Regions from separate parts of the Homo sapiens genome. Here region 1 is linked to region 2. A link is an interaction called in ENCODE POLR2A ChIA-PET data of the cell type or tissue named here. Cell type or tissue: OCI-LY7. All regions are shown on one strand. Each heading gives the region's core, and the rest is flanking DNA. Links, peaks and the distances in the headings are about the cores only. Region 1 overlaps SLX4 (SLX4 structure-specific endonuclease subunit). Region 2 holds the start of C16orf90 (chromosome 16 open reading frame 90).

What was found. Peaks named below come from ENCODE experiments on the same cell type or tissue, not always from the same donor. Only the 100,000 strongest peaks of a DNase experiment are listed, where the experiment ranks them.
Region 1: POLR2A ChIA-PET joins it to region 2 with 27 read pairs; 4 of 35 experiments call an interaction of 5 or more read pairs at or near these places.

What each region holds. Positions count from the first base shown.
Region 1 is chr16:3,599,095-3,607,420 of GRCh38, reverse strand. It overlaps SLX4 (SLX4 structure-specific endonuclease subunit), which reads left to right. Exons shown (of 15, transcript NM_032444.4): 3 at 723-947; 4 at 5,114-5,303; 5 at 6,230-6,442. Among named protein-coding and RNA genes, the nearest start is that of SLX4, 8.3 kb to the left of the region's middle. In OCI-LY7, for the core only: no CTCF peak of the experiment used is centred there; no DNase peak of the experiment used is centred there; H3K4me3 peaks cover 595 bases; H3K27ac peaks cover 746 bases.
Region 2 is chr16:3,492,362-3,500,687 of GRCh38, reverse strand. C16orf90 (chromosome 16 open reading frame 90) reads left to right here and starts at 5,199. Exons shown (of 3, transcript NM_001080524.2): 1 at 5,199-5,312; 2 at 5,811-6,164; 3 at 6,701-7,204. The coding sequence starts at 5,267. The coding sequence ends at 6,849. It also overlaps a transcript of CLUAP1 not described here and the pseudogene RPL18P12. RefSeq lists a silencer at 7,431-7,640. In OCI-LY7, for the core only: no CTCF peak of the experiment used is centred there; no DNase peak of the experiment used is centred there.

The sequences.
Region 1 (8,326 bases), core at 182-8,181, 110 kb before region 2:
CCATGGGCTCTCTGAGCTCCTGAGTTCTGTTTCTAAATTTCCTTTGCCCTCACTTCCTGATCTTAATAACCTCTCAGTAGAGTGGTGGTAGAGTCTCAGGTCGCATAGACTACTGGAAGGCATCAGCAGTGTTGCCTCACCAACTTTACTGGTCTCTCGTGCTCTTTGCCAGTCGGATGAAATCTATGCATGGTTCCCCCAAAACACGTATCCATGCGCGTATCTGCAAAACTGGCACACAACTTCATGGGGTTCATGGATCCCCACTGAAGATCATCCGTGGATCCCAAGTTAAAGAAGAACTGATCTAGGACATAAACCTTTGTCATTAATATTTCTTTAATAATAGCTTTATTGGGGTATAATTGATATTCCATAAAATTCACCATTTAAAAGGGTATGGTTCAGTGGTTTTTAGTATATTCACAGACTTGTCCAACCACCACCACTACCTAACGTTAGAACAGTTTTATCATCCTAAAAATAAACCCCATGCTCATTAGCAGTCACATCCCATTCCCCTCCTGTTATTGATATTTATGTCTATATTGCCATAAACAAAGAGGTTACCAACAAGCAACCAGTCCTCTTCACATTTGTGAGTCAAACCTAAACTAGTTGATAAAGGACTCTTGAAACTTGCGTCTAACCTGTATCTGGTAGAAAAGTCTTTTATTTCTCCAGCTACAACAGATGGTTGTGAATATTTTCCTCCTTGCCAGAGAATGTGCCCAACAGCGACTCCCAGCCTCCTCCTTCCTGTTTGACAACAGCAGTGCCAAGTCCCTCCAAACCCCGCACAGCACAATTGGTCCTACAGCGAATGCAGCAGTTCAAGAGAGCAGACCCCGAGCGTTTGAGACACGCTTCAGAAGAGTGCTCCCTCGAGGCTGCGCGGGAAGAAAATGTCCCAAAGGATCCTCAAGAGGAGATGATGGCGGGGAATGGTATGATGAGTGTGTTTCTGTCTTCCACACAGAGATAAGTTAATACAACTCTGAGGAAGGGAGGCGGGAAGGAATCAGCATTTGTTGAGTTTCTTCTGTGGATAGGCTCTCTGCTTGATGTTTTACCTTTGCCACTTCACTGGATCCAGCCAGAGAATGAAGAGTCTCTGGGATCATTTCCCACCTAGCTTCCTTGATAAGGTACCGTTTTGTTTTTTTTTCTGAGACAGAGCCTTGCTCTGTCACCCAGGCTGGAGTGCAGTGACATGATCTCAGCTCACTGCAACCTCCGCCTCCCAGGTTCAAGCAATTATCTTGCCCCAGCCAGTGGGATTACAGACGTGTGCCACCACACCTGGCCAATTTTTGTATTTTTAGTAGAGACAGGGTTTCGCCAAGTTGGCCAGGCTGGTCTCGAACTCCTGACCTCAAGTGATCTGCCTACCTCAGCTCCCCAAAGTGCTGGGATTACAGGCGTGAACCATTGCACCTGGCCCTCTTCCTTTTTTTTTTTTTTTTTTTTTTTTGAGATGGAGTCTCGCTCCGTCACCCAGGCTGGAGTGCAGTGGCACGATATTAGCTCACTGCAAGCTCCACCTCCCAGGTTCACGCCATTCTCCTGCCTCAGCCTCCCGAGTAGCTGGGACTACAGGCTCCCACCACCACGCCTGGCTAATTTTTTGTATTTTTAGTAGAGACAAGGTTTCACCTTGTTAGCCAGGATGGTCTCGATCTCCTGACCTCGTGATCCACCCGCCTTGGCCTCCCAAAGTGCTGGGATTACAGGCGTGAGCCACTGTGCCTGGCCTCCTTTTTTTAAAAATTATGACTTTTTATTATGAAAGCTTTCCCTTTCAGTTTTTTCCTTTTAAAAAGATAACCCTCAGTATTCACAAAGAACTCTTCCTTTCAGAAAAGGTTTTTTTGTTGTTGTTGTTTTAATTACAATGAAGCCAGGCATGATGGCTCATGCCTATAATCCCAAAACTTTGGGAGGCCAAGGCAGGAGGACTACTTGAGGTCACAAGTTCGAGACCAGCCTGGACAACATAGTGAGACCCCCATCTCTACAAAAAAATTTTAGGGGCCAGGCGTGGTGGCTCACGCCTGTAATGCCAGCACTTTGGGAGGCCGAGGTGCGCAGATCACAAGGTCAGGAGATTGAGACCATCCTGGCTAACACAGTGAAACCCCATCTCTATGAAAAATACAAAAAATTAGCAAGGTATGGTGGTGGGTGCCTGTAGTCCCAGCTACTCGGGAGGCTGAGGCAGGAGAATGGCGTGAACCTGGGAGACAGAGCTTGCAGTGAGCCGAGATTGCACCACTGCACTCCAGCCTGGGCAACAGAGCAAGACTCTGACTCAAAAAAAAATTTTTTTTTAATTAGCTGGGCATGATGGTGCACAACTGTAGTCCCAGCTACTCGGGAGGCTGAGGTGGGAGGATTGCTTGAGCCCAGGACGTTGAGCTGCAGTGAGCTGTGATTGCATCATTGCACTCCAGGGCAACAGAGTGAGACCCTGTCTCAAAAAAAAAAAAAAAAAAATTACAATGAATCCCCTAATCCCCTATACCTCAATCTAGATTTAACAAATGTTAACATTTGGCCATTTGTTTATGTCTTTATAAATATACATTTTTTTTTTTTTTTGAGATGGAGTCTTGGTCTGTCTCCCAGGTTGGGGTGCAGTGGCGCAATCTCGGCTCACTGCAAACTCCACCTCCTGGGTTCAAGCCATTCTCCTGCCTCAGCTTCCAGGAAGCTGGGACTACAGGCATGCACCACCACGTCCAGCTAATTTTTGTATTTTTAGTAGAGTTGGGGTTTCACCATGCCGGCCAGGCTGTTCTGGAACTCCTGACCTTGTGATCTGTCCACCTCAGTCTCCCAAAGTGCTGGGATTACAGACGTGAGCCACCGTGCCTAGCCAAGCGTACATATTTTTCTTCCATATTATCTGAAGGTAAATTATAGACATTAGGATCCTTTACCCCTAGATTCTGCTGCATAACCACAATACCATTAGCACGCTTAATTCCATAATAGTGCCTGGCGTCCAGTTCAAACTCAAATTTCCCTGGTTGTCTCAAGGTTATTTTTTGTAGCTGGTTTCTTTTTTTTCTGAACAAGGATTCAGTAAGTTCACACACTGCATATTGCTGTAGCTCAGCAGTATCCTAAGGTCTAGATTCTAGAATAGTCCCCCATTTCCTTTTGTTTTCCATGACACTGACTTTTTTTTTTTTTTTTTTTGACAGAGGCTTGGCTAGAGTGCAGTGGCACAATCTCGGTTCACTGCAACCTCTGCCTCCCAGGTTCAAGCTATTCTCGTGCCTCGGCCTCCTGAGTAGCTGGGATTACAAGCACCCACCACCACACCCGGCTAATTTTTTTGTATTTTTACTAGAAATGGGGTTTCACCATGTTGCCCAGGCTGGTCTTGAACTCCTGAGCTCAGGGGATCTGCCCTCCTCAGCCTCCCAAAGTGCTAGGATTACAGGTGTGAACCACCACACCCAGCCCTATGACACTGAGTTTTTGAAGAGGCTAGGCTAATTGTATTATAAGATTTCCCACTTTCTGGATTTATTTCTTTATGGGATCGTTAACTCCTTCCTCTAACCATTGGGTTGCCCCACTCTGAGTAGATTAGAGGCTCATTGGCTGCAGGTGAGACAGGGTGGCGACAGTGCCCCATAGCTGCTGTGTACTTGGTGTGGCACCGGCCCAATAAGCGTAATAATGCCAGGTGCTCCTGTTCTCCATCCCCAAAACAATATGGATTCTCATCTCTGATGAAAATATACAAAAGGAAAAGAAATAGGAAGAAACCATTATCGGCAGACCTACAGCTAATAAGTATGCAGGATCTTGGCATTGCATTGCAGATTTCACTGCAGTAGCACGGAGGAGTCTCAGGCCACCCCAGGGTCCACAGCAGGCAGTGATTTGATGTCCTGCCGAGGCATCAGTCCTGGACGCACATGTGAGTTGCAGAGGAGGCACCCAGCTGGTGTGAGCTCCGCCCCTGCCCAGCATTTGACTCAGTTCTCTCTGTATCTTCACATCACACCCAGCAAGTGCTCAGAAAGAGATAAACCATTTGTTTGTTAAGAAACCAAACCAGGCTGGACGCGGTGGCTCACGCCTGTAATCCCAGCACTTTGGGGAGGCCAAGGCGGGCAGATCACCTGAGGTCAGGAATTCAGGACCACCCTGGCCAACATGGTGAAGCCCTGTCTCTACTAAAAATTAGCCAGGTGTGGTGGGCACCTGTAATCCCAGCTACTCAGGAGGCTGAGGCAGGAGAATCGCTTGGACCCGGGAGGCAGAGGTTGCAGTGAGCTGAGATCGCGTCGTTGCACTCCAGCCTGGCGACAGAGTGTGAGACTCCATCTCAAAAACAAACAAACAAACAAAACAGGGCACCAAAATGAAGGTGTGCTGTTTTGCTGGCCTCAGTGGCAGGCACTGGTAGGCCACAGCCATGAAGAACTTGGGGATTTATGAGGCGTTCAGGGCATATCCCTTGTGAGTGACAGGGGTCTGCTCCAGCAATATCAGATGGGCCACCCTGGGAGCCATCTCAAGACCAGAATCAGTCCATTCTTGAGTCTGATGCTAAGTAAGAGATGCTGCCTTTTAAACGCCAAAGGCATTTCACTCTGCCCTGGTTTTATCATGGGCAGTAAAAGGTCAGCAGGAAAGGGTGAGTTTTGAAGAGAACATCTAGCTTTGTTGGAATATGAGCCTTGTGAACTTGCAATGCCCGAGGTAGCCAACTTCAGCAGAAGTGGGAAAGTTTAGGTCCTTGCTACTCAGAGTGGTCCTGTGCTGCCAGCATCGCCAAGCCTGGAGGCTGCTAGAAATGCGGAGAGTCTCAGGCTGCACCTGGACCCCTTGAATTTGAATCTGAGTGTCGACAAGCTTCCCAGGTAATGCATATCCATGTTAAAGTTGGAGACGGCTGTTCCCGGAGTGCTGATTAGTGCCCAGTCTCACTGGACAGTGTCCAAGTCACCAGCCTGCAGAGTGGAGCTGGGTTCTGGTTTCTTTGCGTTCCACCTGCTCCCCATGGTCTGCAGGAGCTGACAGAGCAGAGGTCTGAGGGTGAGCTTGTCTTTGGAGTTTATTCTCACGGATCTTTGGTGCTTCTCCACAGTGTATGGGCTTGGGCCCCCTGCCCCAGAGAGCGACGCTGCGGTGGCCTTGACCCTGCAGCAGGAGTTTGCACGGGTAGGAGCATCGGCACATGATGATAGCCTGGAGGAAAAGGGTTTGTTCTTCTGCCAGATTTGTCAAAAGAACCTCTCAGCCATGAACGTGACCCGAAGGGAACAGCATGTGAACAGGTGGGGGCAGCTTGGGCCGTCGCCTCTCCCGTGTATGTGACCAGAATCCCCAAGCACCCCAGGGCTGGAGTGCGGATCTCCACACCTTACCATGACAACAGCACCTCAGCTTTGTTGTCAACCTACCCCTTTTTAAAAATAACTTCGTTGAGATACAATTCACAGAACATATAGTTCACCCATTTAAACTGAACAAATCACTACTTTTGGGATATTCACACAGTTGGGCAACTGTCACCACAATCACTTCTGGATTATTTTCATCACCCCCAAAAGAATCCCCACACCCATTGGCAGCCACTCCCTATTGCCCCTCTCTCCCCTGACAACCACTAATCAACATTCTGTCTGGATGGATTTGCCGATTCTGAAATTGCACAGTTGTCCTTTTGTGTCTGCCTTCTTTGACTTAATATGTTGTTTTTGAGGTTCATCCATGTTGTAGCATGGAGCAGGCTTCATTCCTTTTTATGGCTGAGCAGTATCTCATTGTATGGCTAGACTGTGTTTTTCCCATTCTTAGATGAGGAATATGACCATGGTTTATCCTTTCGTCCATTGGCGGACATTTGGAGCATTTCTACCCTTTGGGATTGTGGATAGAGCTGCCGTGAACATGGGTTTCATGTATTTGTTTGGGTACCTGCTTTCAGTTCTTTGGGGTCTCTACTTAGGAGTGGAATTTCTAAGTCATCATGTAACTGCATTTAATCTTTCCTTGCTTTCTTTAGCCAACTTTGCTGACAGATACCTAAGTGTAGTGTCTAGGGGCTGACTGCCGGGAGACGGAGCCAGGCTGTGTAGAGGGGATTGGCTTTGGGGAACTTGCTTTGACCACAGCACGTCTGTGTTGACCTGGACCCACATTTGCTCCAATCCACATTCCTGGGGAGGGTGGTTCTCCTGTATTGACTGTTTTCCTTCAGGTGCTTGGATGAAGCTGAAAAGACACTAAGACCTTCTGTGCCTCAGATCCCTGAGTGCCCGATTTGTGGGAAACCGTTTCTTACCTTAAAGAGCAGAACCAGTCACTTGAAGCAGTGTGCTGTGAAGATGGAGGTTGGCCCCCAGCTCCTGCTTCAGGCTGTGCGGCTGCAGACAGCACAGCCTGAGGGTAGCAGCAGCCCACCCATGTTCAGGTAAGTCGACGAAAAGGAAGAAAACCAAGCCAAATAATGCTGTGTGCACTCAGGGCTTTTTCTATTTAAAAAAGCTTTTTATGGGCTGGACGCAGTAGTTCACACCTGTAATCGCAGCACTTTGGGAGGCCAAGGTGGGCAGATCACCTTAGATCAGGAGTTCGATACCAGCCTGGCCGACATGGTACAATCTCGTCTCTACTAAAAATACAAAAATTAGCATGGTGGCACATGCCTGTAGTCCCAGCTACTTGGGAGGCTGAGGCAGGAGAATCACTTGAACCCAGAAGGTAGAGGTTGCAGTGAGCCAAGATCGTACCACTGCACTCCAGCCTGGACAGAGTGAGATCCTGTCTCCAAAAAAAAAAAAAAAAAAAAAAAAAAAAAGCTTTTTATAGTGTTGGAGGGAAAAAGAGCCCTCTTTGATTCTGGAAATGAAACACTTAGGGCGGAAATCGGGCACAGTCTAGAAGGGAGTGAGGAGGGGACAGAATCTGCATTCTGGAAGGCTCTGGACCTGCCCCTTTAGGGGGGTGCAGAAATGATCTTCGCACTGTTTTCCTCAAGGTCCTTCCTGAGTTTCCAATCCCATGATCCCACAGTCGGTACCCTCTAGTGCAGGGGTCCCCAACCCCCCAGCCTCGGACCAGTACCGGTCTGTGGCCTGTTAGGAACCTGGCCACACAGCAGGAGGTGAGCAGCGGGCAGGCAAGCTTTACTGCCTGAGCTCCGCCTCCTGTCAGATCAGTGGTGGCATTAGACTCACAGGAACACAAACCCTGTTGTGAGCCGCACATGCATGGAATCTAGGTTGAGCTCTCCTTATGAAAATCTAAAGCCTGATGATCTGAGGTGGAATGCTTTGATGCTGAAACCATTCCCCTACTCCTGTCCCATGGAAAAATTGTCTTCCATGAAACCAGTTCCTGGTACCAAAAAGGTTGGGGACTACTGCTTTACCACATCTAAGAATTTGGTAGTCACTTTACTCCATCCATTTCGTTGTTGGACAGCATGGTTTCCACCTCAGCACAGTCCAGTTTTCACACTGTTAACATAAGATTACTCAGCACAGTTCACAGATTTGGTGATTGGCCAGGCACGGTAGCTTACACCTGTAATCTCAATACTTTGGGAGGCCAGGGCGGAAGGATCACTTGAGCCCAGGAGTTCAAGGCCAGCCTGGACTACATAGCAAGACCCATCACTACAAAAAATTAAAAAATTAGCTGGCTGTGGTGCTGCACACCTGTAGTCCCAGCTACGTGGGAGGCTGAGGCGGAAGGATCACTTGAGCCTGGGAGGCCAAGGTTGCAATGAGCTGTGATTGCACCACTGCACTCCAGCCTGGGCGACAGGGCAAGAACCTGTCTTCATAAAACAAACAAAAACAACAACAAAGTTGGTGCAACAGAAGTGTAGGACCCTATTTTTTAAAAATCTTGCATGAATTAATGCTTAAAAGTTAAAATGAGTTGCCTTGCTCACAGCCAGGAAACAAGTCCTCAGCATGCAAACCACAGCCACACAAGTGCCAGAGGGCTGGCCCTGCTCCACGCTGCCCTGCTGCTGAGGACGCTAGAGCTGACACCAGGTTCATAGTGAACAAAGGCATCTTGGACCTTTGACTCCTCCAGGTTTGAGACCGCTGTCAGGAGCAAAGGGAAGGCCAAAGGCGATAGCTGTTTGTCCCGCCCCCTGCTTTGCACACAGGTCATGGGCAGCTGAGCTGGCTCGGGGCTGAGATGGCAGAGGGCAGAGGGGATTCTCTTGGTGGAGGAGCGCATCTGTATTTAGCATGGCAGGGGTGCAAGCCTTGAGGCCTTAGAATAGACGTCATCTAAGCCATTGTTTCTTTCTTGGCAGGACCACGCCAAAAGCACC
Region 2 (8,326 bases), core at 248-8,247:
AAGAATGCACGATGCTTGGCTGGGCGCGGGGGCTCACGCCTACAATCCCAGCACTTTGGGATGCCGAGGCGGGCGGATCACTTGAGGTCAGGAGTTCGAGACCAGCCTGGCCAACATGGCGAAACCCCGTCTCTACCAAAAAATACAAAAATTTGCCAAGCGTGGTGGCGCACACCTGTAATCCCAGCTACTCGGGAGGCTGAGGCAGAAGAATTACTTGAACCCGGCAGGCAGAGGTTGCAGTGAGCCGAGATCGCGCCACTGCCCTTCGGCCTGGCGACAGAGCGAGACTCTGTCTCAAAAAAAAAAAAAAAAAAAAAATGCACTATACTCAGGAAGCCCGCCTTCCCCCGTCCGAGGCACAGCGCGCTCCTCGTCGGAATCTGGTTGCCGAGCGGAGGACGGGATCACTGTGGGCGCCCAGAGGCAGGCCAGGCCTCGGTCTCGCGCACGCGCAGACGGCTCGGGCTGCACAACAGGCCGGAAAGGGGCCCTGAGCCGCTCGCGCCGCGCGGGTCCCGGCAGCCCTAGCCTCTGCATGGGGGCGCGAGGAGACGGCAGGAAGGGGCGGCCTCCACGTGTGAAATGGGGAGATGCCCCGCCAGGCGTGGCACAGCAGCCGGGTTTTGTAAGGTAGCTTGAGCAGGAACAAGGAAACAGCGTAGTGCACAAAGCGATTGGTTGGCATCAGGTTATTTCAGATGCATTTCTTTGGGTTAAAGCAGAGGGGGCTTCCTTATGCCAGCCTAGGTGGACAGGGCCCCTTTTGTTGGTTGCAGTGAATCTTCTGTGTTTTGGCAGACTGGCCTGTCTCTAAGTTCGCATTGATTACGTGGCACCTTGCACTAGCGATTCCATTCTGGTTTGGTCTGGTCCGTTGGTACCTTGTGCAGGAGCTCGCTCCAAAACAATGGCCTCCCATAAATGTTGCTTCACGTGTTATTAAGAAAAACAAAAGATAAGCCACAGTCTAGAAGAAAATATGCACAAAACACATATCTGATAAAGAGACGTGTATCCAGAATGTATCAAGAACTCTCAACACTCAATAATGAGAAACAGTCTAATTAGAGAATGGAGAAAACATTTTAAAAGCTACTTCACAAAAGAAGATATATGGATGGCTAATATGCAAATGAAGAGATGATCAAGGCTATTATTAGAGAAGTGCATATTAAAACCACAATGAGATATCACTATGAAGTTATTAAACTGGCTAAAATATCAGGTAACACGTTAAAAACCTAAAAATTAAATCTAGATAAAATGGCTAAAACAACAAAAAACTCTTGACAATGCCAAGGGCTTGAAAGGATGTTGATCAACTTGAACTTTTTTTTTTGAGATGGACTCTTGCTCTTGTTGCCCAGGCTGGAGTGCAGTGGCACAATCTCGGCTCACTGAAACCTCCGCCTCCAGGGTTCAAGCGATTTTCCTGCCTCAGCCTCCGGAGGAGCTGGGATTACAGACGCGCGCCACCGCGCCCAGCTAATTTTTGTATTTTGGGTAGAGACGGAGTTTCGCCATGTTGGCGTGAGTCACCGCACGCGGCCTGCATTTCCCTGATGATTAAAGATGTTGAACATCTTTTTACGTGTTTGATGACCATTTGTATATTTCCATTGGAAAAATGTCTATTCATTTTCTTTGCCCATTTCAAAATTGGGTTGAACATCCTTTTGTTTTTGAATTGTAAGTGTTCTTTATATATTCTGCCTATGAGACCCTTATCAGATATATGATTTGCCAATATTTTCTTCCATTTCATAGGTTGTCTTTTCACTTTTTTTTGTTGTTGTTGTTTGTTTGTTTGTTTGTTTGTTTTTTGAGATGGAGTCTCGCTCTGTTACCCAGTCTGGAGTGCCAGTGGTGCGATCTCGGCTCACTGCAAGCTCTGCCTCCTGGGTTTACGCCATTCTCCTGCCTCGGCCTCCCAAGTAGCTGGGACTACAGGCGCCCACCACCACACCCGGCTAATTTTTTTGTATTTTTAGTAGAGACGGGCTTTCACCGTGTTTGCCAGGATGGTCTGGATCTCCCGACCTCATGATCCGCCCGCCTATGTTGGCCAGGCTGGTCACAAACTCTTGACCTCAGGTGATCTGACCACCTGAGTGTCCCAAAGTGCTGGGATTACAGGTGTGAGCCACCATGCCCAGCCGTGTTTCTGATTTCTGAAGATTTGCTTTTCCAAGATTGTTGTGGTTATTTGGGCTCCCTTGTAATTTCACATGAATTTTAGGATTAGCTTTTCCATTTCTGCTTGTGATGCTTAATTTTGTGTGTCAACTTGACTGGGATGCCTGATAGCTGGTAAAACATTATTTTTCAGTGTGCTTGTGTAAGCGTTTCCAGAAGAGATTAGCATTTGAATTGCTAGACTGAGTAAAAAAAAAGAAGATTGCCCTCACCAGTGTGGTGGGCATCATCCAATCTGCTGGGTGCCCAATTATGACAAAAATGCAGAGGAGGGGTGAATTCACACTCTCTTCATGGGCTGGGACATCCTTCTTCCCGTGCCCTTGGACATTGGAGCTCCTGGTTCTTGGACTTCTGGACACCAGGACTTACACCAGCCCTCACCCCCACCCCTACCCAGATTCTCATGCTTTTGAACCCAGACTTAATTACAGCACCAGTTTTCCTGGTTCTCCAGCTTGCAGGCAGCATATTGTGCGACTTCTCAGCCCGGATAATCACATAAGCCAATATCCCTAATAAATCTTCTCTTGGCTGGGCACGGCGGCTCACACCTATCACCCCAGCACTTTGGGAGGTGGAGGCAGGAGGATCACTTGAGCCCAGGAGTTCAAGACTAGCTCTGGGCAACATGGTGAGATCTCCATCAGCAAAAATTTAAAAAATTAAAAATTAAAAAATGAAAATAAATTAAAAAATTAGCCAGGCCTGGTGGTGCACACCTGTAGTCCCAGCTACTTGGGAGGCTAAGGTGGGAGGATTGCCTGAGCCTGGTAAGTTGAGGTTGCAGTGAGCCGTGATCATGTCACTGTACTTCAGCCTGGGCAATGGAGCAAGGCCCTATCTCAGAAAAAATTATATAAGGAGATTTATTTATCCTCTAATAAATATTTTCTCTGTAAATATCTATATACATTCTGCTGACTATATTTCTCTGGAGAAGCCTAATACACTACATGAAGGCCATTTTGATTTTGATAAGAATTGTACTGAGCACTTTGGGGAGTGTTGCTATCTTAACAATATTAAGTCTTCAGTCCATGAACATGTGATGCTTTCCAATTTATTTAAGTCTTTAGATTCTCTCAGCAATGTTTTATAGTATTCAGAGTTGTCTTATACCTCCTTGGTTAAATGTATTCCTATTTTATTCTTTTTATTCTTTGCTAGTATCTAGAAATACAATTAATTTTTGTGTGGTGATTTTATGACTTGAGATTTTTCTGAACTTCATTAGCTCTGAAAAAGCTCTACTAGGTTCAGGATTTTTTTTTTTCAAGTATGAATTATTTAATATTTCCTACATACAAGATCAGGTTGCTGGGCGCGGTGGGTCATGCCTGTAATCCCAGCACTTTGGGAGGCCGAGGTGGGCGGATCACCTGACGTCAGGAGTTTGAGACCAGCCTGGCCAACATGGCGAAAGCCTGTCTCTACTAAAAATACAAAGATCCGTTGGGCGTGGTGGTGGGTGCCTGTAATCCCACCTGCTGGGGAGGCCGAGGCAGGAGAAGCTCTTGAACTCGGGAGGCGGAGGTTGCAGTGAACCGAGATCGCGCCACTGCACTCCAGCCTGGGCGCCAAAGTGAGACTCCATCTTAAAAAAAAAAAAAAAGAAAAGAAAAAAAGAAAAATCAGGTCGTCTGTGACAAGAGAAAATTGAATGTTTTAACTTTTTGTTTTTTTGTCAGCATCCAAAATCTTTTTAATAAGAGGGTTCGTTTTTGTAGCCTCGGCTGGCCCGTAGGCCTCTGGCGCGCTCGAACTTCTGGTCCCTGGAGCGGAAATAGCGTTTGGTGTGGCTGTGTGGGGTTCCCAGGGCCTTGCCGAAATGCCGGTACACCTGTCGGCCCTTGCGAAGACCGGAGAGTAGGACGGGGCCGCCGTCCTTGAGGGAGTCCAGGGCCAGCTGATCGAAAGTCAGGATCTTGGCCCCCACCCTGAGGATGCCGCTGTGGGCCGGCTGGTCACGGGCAGCGCACACACCTTAAGTTTGGGCACCTCCTGAACCCTCGCGTCATCCGTTAAGCGTCCCCACAACCACGGCCGTTTTGTTTTCCCAGCCAGGAAGCTTCATCTTCCGGATCATCCGGGAAACGGACAGAGGTGGCCGGTTGGTGCGACTCATAAACAACCTCTTCAGCACAACCTGGTTGAATGTGGAGTTAGTTCGTCTGGACGGTAACCTGTACAGCTTGACCAACAAACAGCCTCAGTTAGATATCCTGGCTCTTGGGCTCTTTGCGCCGAACCTTTAGGTCCTTCTTGTGGCGGACGTCAGCTCCCATGATGGCGCTTCCTGCTTGGCCAGGTCCGGAAAGATGAATGTTTAACTTTTTTTTTTTTTTGAGACGGAGTCTCGCTCTGCAGCCCAGGCTGGAGTGCAGTGGCGCGATCTGGGCTCACTGCAAGCTTCGCCTCCCGGGTTCACGCCATTCTCCTGCCTCAGCCTCCTGAGTAACTGGGACTACAGGCTCCCGCCACGACGCCCGGCTAATTTTTTTGTATTTTTAGTAGAGACGGGGTTTCACCGTGTTAGCCAGGATGGTCTCGATCTCCTGACCTCATGATCCGCCCACCCCGGCCTCCCACAGACCTCAACTGATCAGCCTGCCTCGGCCTCCCACAGTGCTGGGATTACAGGCATGAGCCACCGCCCCCAGCCCCTTTTCAGCATTTTCAAAGTACCGACCTAGGTCTTCCTAGGTCTGTACTCCTGAACCCTCATTTCCCACCCCAGATGAGGAAGCTGGCCCCAAGAGATCACCTGAGAGAAGGACTCTCCAGTTTGCCAGAGCTGTCTGTTTTATGTGGCCTGACCCCAGCCAGAGGGACCAGGGACTTCCCCCAGGGTTCTGGCCCCTTCCCATGCCTTTCTTTCACCCTGCCCTTGCCTTGGGCACTGTCCTCTCCCAAACTAGGGGTCCAGGAAGGCTGGGAGTCTTCCCCGTGATGTCATAAGAACCAGTTGCCAGGGGAGACCTGCCAATGTACCCCCTAGGCAGGGGAGAGCAGGGCCCTGCTGCACCCAAGTCCTGGTTGCTCCTCCCCACCACACTGGCCCTCCATGGAAGCCTTGGTCTGTGCATTTTCTGAGCTGCACATAAGAGAAGGTGCCGGGCTGTGGGGAGGAGTGGCAGGAAGAGAGATAGGCTTCTGTCCCCACCTGGGCCCAAAGCCGAGGGGTGGCCTCAGGGACATGTATGCTTGGGAGAGGGGAATGGCCACTGGGCCAGGCCATGAGCCCCTGGGCTGGCCACTTTCTCTCAAACCCACTGTGCAATTTCTCTGTGGGGACCAGAATACTCTTCCTAGGGTAGCGGGCAGAACAGGGTAGTAGAAAGGACTTGAGGTCCTGAAAGCACTCTTAGTACCAAGGCCCGAGGCTTCCCAGGCCTCCCTGTTGGTTGGGAGTGGGAAGAGGAGTCGTGTCTTGGGCATGGGCAGGGGAGGCAGTGGACTGAGACTATTTGACACACAGGTAAACTGAGGCCAGGTTGGCTGGGGGTGTAGCCCATCATGTGAGCTGGTCTCAGAGGTATGTGACTGCACCCTCCCCTCATGGCTGCTGTGGGGGGCTGGCCACCACCCTCCCGCTGTCTCCTCTGCAGATGCAGTGAGCCAGGCCCAAGGACGCCCCGGCCACCCTGACGCACCCCCCAACATCTACGAGGGGGGCCTGGGGTCCCCGCAGCCGCAGTGCCCCAGTGCCCAGGGAAGCAAGCCCAAGAACTTCCGGCTGCGCCACCTCCGGGGCCTGGGCCTCTACCTGGAGAGCCACCCGCCACCCACTGGCCAGTGTGAGAGCCACTGGCTGGGCCGGCTTATGGCTGGGGGCTGCCTGCCACAGCCTGAGGGCACAGCCTGGGCCCTGGACCTGCCACAGGGGACTCTGGGCCCACGTAACAGCCTCTGTTCAGCCCTTCTGGAAGCCCGATTGCCCAGGGACAGCCTGGGAAGCAGTGGTGAGCTCTGTCAAGGCAGGACTGGGCACGGGGGAAGACCCTAGGGGATGGTTGGGCTGGGGCCTCAGGCGGGCCCTTCTCCACTCCCAAGCCTCCACAGTGGCACCATGCCCCAGAAGGCCAAGATCTTGATGAATCTGTCCCCATCTCTGCATCACGCACAGCTAAGCGGGGTCTGGAGAATCCACCAGGGACAAAGCGGTGCGAGAAAAAGGGAGGATCTGGGAGGGAGGGCTGGGTGACTGCCCCAGCTCCACACTCGGTGAGGGGCCTTGGAATCTGTCTCCCTTGCTGGGCCTCAGTTTTCTCACTTGTAAAATGAGGGTTCAGGTTAGATGAGGGTCCTTCCAGCTTGAACCATTCTGTTCCCTCAACCTCCTCCCTCCCCTGGGGATTCTGTTAAGGAGGAAGCATTGCCCTCCTCCCTTCTGTTTTCAAGAATATCGGATTCTGGAAACCCCAGGGTGGGCTGCCAGCCTCCCCCCCAGCCTCCCCTTGGGTCCCTCAAGTGACTCCTTTCTCTCCTCTTTCCTCAGCTTCCAGTTCCAGCATGGACCCAGACAAGGGTGCCCTCCCCCAGCCTAGTCCTTCTAGGCTCAGGCCCAAGAGGTCCTGGGGGACCTGGGAAGAGGCCATGTGTCCCTTGTGCAAGAGAACCCGCTCTGGGGCCCTGGAGAGGCCATAGGGATCCCGAGTGCCAGGACTGGGTACAGGAGGGGCAGGATGGCCGAGGAGGCAGCCTGAGCAGGAGGGGCTCGGCCCCCGGCAGTGGCCCTGCCACATGGGGTGGCCCAGGCAGCGGCCCAGCGCCCAGGCCTGGGCCTCGGGAGAATGTGATGGGGAGAGGGAGGAGGAGGAGGTTCCGAGGGAGGGGCAGAAGCAATAGAAGCATGGCCGTGCCCTTGCAGCCTGCTTAGACTCCAGTCAGCCACTTGTACCTGGGAGGCCGGGCTGAGTGCAGAATCAGGCCCCCCCGCCACCGCCTCCCTGAGAGGCCGGGGAGCCCACAGCTCTGATCTCAATAAAAGCCAAGGCCTGCACGTTCTTGTCCATCTGCCTGTCTGTCATCAGGCCAGTTTGGTGAGAAAAACAGTCCTGTGTCTCTCCAGGGATGGGTCTGCCGCGCCCCCACTCTTAGTTGCCAGGGCATGAGAGGCGTGAGCTAGGGCAAGGGCCTGTGGGAACACCATACTTGTCTGTGAGAGCTTCCTGGATGAGACACTGCTGAGCTTGGCTCCATAGGGTGGGTAGGGGCTCAACAGCCCACCTTTTCAGCCACCATGCCTGGCTAATTTTCTTTTCTTTTTTTTTTTGAGATGCAGTCTAGAACTGTCTAGAGGCCAATTTAGAGCCAGTTTTCTTTGGGGCCAGCATGTGGCTGCAGCAGATGTCCTTCTCAGGGGTGAGATCCTGGCTACGGCTGTCTGTGGCTGAGTTACAGACTGTCTTTTTTTTTTTTTTTTTTTTGAGACGGAGTCTTGCTCTGTGGCCCAGGCTGGAGTGCAGTGGTGCAATCTCGGCTCACTTCAAGCTCCAACTCCCAGGTTCACGCCATTCTCCTGCCTCAGCCTCCCGAGTAGCTGGGACTATAGGCGCCCGCCACCGCGCCCGGCTAATTTATTTGTATTTTTTTAGTAGAGACGGGGTTTCACCGTGTTAGCCAAGATGATCTCCATCTCCTGACCTCAGCCTCCCAAAGTGCTGGGATTACAGGCGTGAGCCGCCGTGCCCGGCCTAATTTTCTGTTGTTTTAAGAGTTGGGGGGAGGGGGTCCTGCTGTTGCCCAGGCTGGTCTCAAACTCCTGAGCTCAAGTGATCCTCCTGCCTCAGGAGGATCCTAAATGCAGGCCATGGCATTGTGGGTGGAGGGCGCAGCGGATGAAGGAAGGCAGGGCGGGGTCAGGGAGGGCACCAGGGAGGACAGCAGCAGAGGCAGGGATGTGGACCTCGGCCCCACCTGCCCCCTACCAGGTGAGGTCACTGCTCCGCGGGACCCCAGCTCCCAGGTCCCTCTGGGCAGGATGAGCACAGCCCTTCTCCTCCCAGCCGGACCAGACTCTGCGCACCCAGGTGTGGGCTTCCTCTGTGCCGGGGTGTCTCCACTCGACTCTGTTGATGTTTGGGATGGGATCTTTCTTTGGGATGGAGGCTGTCCTGTGCAT